Linked DNA regions of Homo sapiens: region 1 is linked to region 2. The links are chromatin loops, found by intact Hi-C in ENCODE. Cell type or tissue: heart left ventricle. All regions are shown on one strand.

Region 1 (2,500 bases), 910 kb after region 2:
GTCTTCTAATCCATGAGCACTGTATGTCTCTCCATTTAGTACGTTCTTTTATTTCTTTTATCAGAATTTTATAATGTTCAACCTGGAAATACAGTGTAAGTTATGTTACTTTTATAACTAAGTATTTTGTGTTCTTTTAAAGCTATTGAAGACTTTTCTTTTTGAGTTCTGAAATTTCATTGCCATTATATAGAAATATAATTTGGTTTTGTATGTTGACTTTGTGAAACTCATTTATTCATCCCAAGAGCTCCTTTGTCGTTTTCTTGGGACTTTTCTACATACAGAATTACGTCGTCTGTGAGTAGGGATAGTTTTATTTTTTTCCAGGCGTCTCCTAAAGTGTTATCTGTCCAAGGTTAATGACCACCTCCTGGTTTTATGCTACTGTGTGTCTACACTGAGAGAGAAAGGAGGAAAAATGTGAAATTGTCTGCCAGTTTCTTGGTACTTTAAATTTGTATCTTCTTTTCCAACCCTCCAGCTATTTTTTACCACTAGAGTCCTCAAAGAGATGCTCCATCCTTTCTGCACAGGTTTTACAGCTACATTCAACAGGAGAGACAATGTGAATTGTGCTTACCCATTTTACCTCAAACCAAAACCTAAGATTGATTTGGGACCATTTTTCTCCAGTAGTTAGAGTATATTTGTATTTCTCCATCCATACTCTGTTTTTCATTTCTGACCCTTAAGTTCCTTTTCTGACCTTAGTCCTAGATAGATAGCCAGGGTTGTGAGTATGAGGCATATCAGTGGAACAGAGTAAAACCAAGTGGATATTGAACACTGAGCTTTGGTTTCCTTAGCACTGTGCTCTCAAAAATTGAGTTAAATGAGTCTGGACACAGGACAAGAGAAAACTTTAACTCGGCTTATGTTCAGATTATTTCAAATGAGTGAGTTAATGAACCCCTTAAGCCACAGAAATTATCTGTATCAATTCACAAAACAGGAAATCAATGAACGCTTTCTTTGGCTGGCAAGTGTGGTTGTTGGAAATTCTGTGACATTTGCTTTTTAAAATGTGAGTGTGTGCGTGTGTTGCCAGCGTCGGTGACGGGCTGCAGCGAGAGGTGGCTTGGGGACCCAGTCAATGGAAAGAAAGAAATGGAGGAAAGTGGTGATGGGAGCCCTGGAGAGCTTGTTCTGACGGCTTTTACTGGTTTCATCGGGTTTCGTCTCTTGCTCTGGAGTCATCATGTAAACTTGGGTCTCTGGGAACATCTTTCCTTTCACAGTGATCTGGCTGATGAGGTTAAATCAATCTAATCCCATGAAACTGCCTGGTAGCTTCCTGCTGTTTCAGAATAAACTGTGGAAGAAAAGTCATCCCCGCCTTTAAGTTGCTGTCCTTAGTCGCAATGCATTCGGCGTTTTGGTAGCGACGCAAACACCAGCACATTTCAGGCATCGCTTTAATATTAATAATTCTTCCTATTCTCTCATTTCCACTGCACCCAGAGGCTCTAAGAGCTGGTCTGCAACACCGCCATCTGGTGGCTCCAAAGCTACATGGACGAAAAAACCAAAATCTTGCTGGTTTTTAGTTTTTTGTTGCTGCTGTTGTTGTTGTTTTGCAAGCCATTTCTTCTGCTGCTTTCAGTTGACTTAGGATGAACTTATGGCAGATTTGTGCATCATTTTATGCCTCTGCTCAAGCCATTTTTCTCTTCCTGGGGGCACATGCCCAGAGGCGTCCGAGGTCAAGAAGAAAGAAAACAGAGGGATTTGGAAAGCAGCAAGGGTTTCTGATAAGAAACTCTAAGAATTATAGAGAGAAAATGGTGCTACTGGGATGCATCTGATGTGAACGTAGTTGTATGAAGTTTCCTTGTCTTCTTGGGTAATTTCAGGAGTTTTTAGTCTTTACACAGACAATAGACAACATGTTTGAACTGGGAGATCTTTTTGCATTGACATTTCTGGGTTTTGGAGTCATTGGTAGAGAAAATGACTTCCACACCAAACTTCCCCCTGCTCAGTACCATGCCTTAGCCCCTTCTCCAGACTTAGCCCCTAAAAGTGCTTTGTTGTTTCATGTGTAATGATTTTTCCTTCTAAACAAATCTGGAGAGTTTTACTGTTCCCTGAAATTTTGAGTATTCTAGTTGAAAATGCCAAAATGAACACTAGCTGCTTCAGTAATCCTGATGGGAACATACGTTTGTAAGAAACAGGAATCTGCTGTGTTTTTATTTTACTCCTGTGGGCATCTCATCTTTCTCCCCAAGTTACTCACCTTAGGAATTCCTTTTTCATTTTTTTCCAATTTCTCCTTAATGTGATGTGTGTATATTTTTGTATGTATGTATACATGTGTGGGTGGGGTGTATGTATGTGTGTTATATATTCTCTTTACTAAACTTAAATTCCTGCATAAATAAGAAAAAAAAGAGGCACCTCTGCCTTTCAGGAGTGACTGTTCTTCAAGATTTTTAACTATGCCTCCAGGTTGTGTCCCCACCCCTCAGAATCTTGTCAATTAGAGCATTCACTG
Region 2 (2,500 bases):
AGGGCATGGGGATGGGGGCACCAAGGGGAAGACACGGAGGGTAGGCAACAGGGGACCAGGAAGGTTTGGGATGATGTGTGGATGATATTATGCAAATTATGTGCAAAGCATTATGCAAAGCAGCACCTATTAGGGAAGAGGTGTTGGGAGATGCTGTGTGATTTGACCCATAGGTGTGATCCTGGTGTGGCCCACTGAGGCCTGGGGGCCCAGCTGAGACCACCCACTTGGCCTAGAATCTCTTGCTGGGCCTGACAGCCTGCGAATGGACCTTTACCTAAGAGGGTGTCAGAGATCGTCAGGACTGAGGCCTCCTGGGCCTCAGAGGCCCAGGCCCAGCTGAGCACGAATCCCTGGTCCACCATGGCTTAGCCCCTGCTGGCAAAAGGGCAAGATCAACTGCCCCTCTCAGAACCCGGCTTGCTGCTGGCTGTGGTGGGGCTTCTGGAGCCACCCCTCCGTGCCCCTCCAAGGCTCCCCATCCTGTTGTCTGTGCCTGAGAGCTCTGAGCAGACGCTGGAGATCTGAGCCTCTTTGACCAGGAGCTGGGACGTCAGCGCACGGGGGCACAGTGGGGTGAGGCTTGTTCCTCCTGCCTCCTCCCTCTCACCCACCCGGCTGCTTTGCCCAGCGCTGCCTTTGAGGTACAGGGGTCCATGTGCCTCCTGGGTCTGCAGGTCATCTGAGCCCAGCCCCCGACCCTAGGGATCTGGACAAGCAAGCCTAACCCCTTAGCTTTAGCCTGGGTGCCCTCTGTGGGACTTGTGTCTGAGTAACTGGATGGGCTTGTCATCTTAACTGTGACTGGGCCAGGTTCCCAGCACACCCATGCCAGTGTATCCCACGCTCCACCCAGGCATGACACTTTGGTGTCAGACCAGGGCCCATGGCAGAGGGCAGGGCACAGAAGCCAGGGCCTCTGGAGGCTACTGGGCAGCTTGTCACTGCCACCAGCCTGCTCACTGTTGTGGTCACCTCCCACTGAAGCATCGCCCTCAAGGGCTGCCCCTCTGAGCTGTGTTCTTCCCTTTCTTGGTTCCTGGTGGAGGCTCGTGCCCCTTGCTTCAGCGAGAGCCTGGCTGAGGAGGCTGCTGGCTGGCTAGGCTGTGTGGTCAGCCAGGAAGAGCACTGTGGCTTGTCCTTGGGCCCTGGCCCACCTTGCAGCCACCCGCGCCCTGACCTAGGTGAGGAGAGGGCCCTCTGGTTCCATCGTTCGTTGTTCCCTCATGGCCCTGGCAGCTCTCACCTTGCTCCTTGAGCCGGATGATCTCAGTGTCGGAGCCGAAGCTGTTCCAGGCCGTGCAGTTGTAGATGGTCTGGAAGTCGGCCCGCACGATGTTGCTGATGGTCAGGGTGGAGATGACGCCCTCCTCGGTGCTGATGGTCTCCACCGTATAGCGCCCCGATGTGCCCGACTCCAGAACGTTCTCCTTCCAGGACCAGGCCTGCCCGGGGGCGCAGAATCAGGAGGAGACCCCACCAGAGGGGCCCAGGACACGCCCACACCAGAGTCACAGTGCCACTGTCCTGCTCATGTTCATGCTCACTGCCACACACTAACACATGTGCACACGGGTATGTATGCAGGCACACATGCCACACACCACAAATATGCACACATGCAGGTGCACACACAACACGCATCACCACACATGGGCATGCACAGCATCCCACACGGCACCCACATGCAGGTACACGTGTGCACACACAACACACAAACACATCACACGTCTATACACAGCTCCCCACACATGGCCAACACGTTTATATACATACTACACACACCACAAATGTGTACACACAGCTCTGCACACACACAAGTGTGCACCCACTATAACACACACATCACCACGTACACATACCAATGTATATACACACAGGTTTGTACACACACACCACACTACAAACATGCATATGCAAGTACATGTACCACAACACACATAAACATGCATCACAACACATGCACACACCAAAGCACACAACACATCACAGTGCACACATGCCTGCACATATGTGCACATGTCACAACATGCATACACACATCACAGTACATGCACATCACACTTCACACTAAAAACATGATACAGACATGTACATACACATGGCAGACACGACACCACATCTACACGCAACACACAGCCACTCCCCGAAATACATGTACACATGCACACACACACCAAGATGCACGCACCATATGCCACAATACAACACACAATACAAGCATGCTTACACACATGTACATACCACAACACACACTGCAACACATACACACATTCGCCATACACACCATCATGTGTACTTACAGGTACACACACTATGACATACACACACACCATGTGCTCACACACACAAGTACACACACTACCAACAGATACACATGTTCACACATGCCATGACACATGTACACGGTAACACACCCACACCACACATGTACACAATCCACAAACACATGTACACACACATACTCTGGGGCATCCTCAGAGGGTCTTTCCATCCCAGA

What was found. Hi-C counts contacts between places; a loop is a spot of excess contacts. Peaks named below come from ENCODE experiments on the same cell type or tissue, not always from the same donor. Only the 100,000 strongest peaks of a DNase experiment are listed, where the experiment ranks them.
Region 1: it touches region 2 in a loop (20-fold over the local background); 67 of 110 quality-filtered maps call a loop at or near these places.

What each region holds. Positions count from the first base shown.
Region 1 is chr11:127,344,547-127,347,046 of GRCh38, forward strand. No RefSeq gene overlaps it. Among named protein-coding and RNA genes, the nearest start is that of LINC02712, 75 kb to the left of the region's middle. In heart left ventricle, a CTCF peak has its summit at 1,505 (motif pointing left); no DNase peak of the experiment used is centred here.
Region 2 is chr11:126,435,565-126,438,064 of GRCh38, forward strand. It overlaps KIRREL3 (kirre like nephrin family adhesion molecule 3), which reads right to left. Exons shown (of 17, transcript NM_032531.4): 12 at 1,247-1,445. Among named protein-coding and RNA genes, the nearest start is that of ST3GAL4, 81 kb to the left of the region's middle. RefSeq lists an enhancer at 925-1,925. In heart left ventricle, no CTCF peak of the experiment used is centred here; no DNase peak of the experiment used is centred here; H3K27ac peaks cover 252 bases.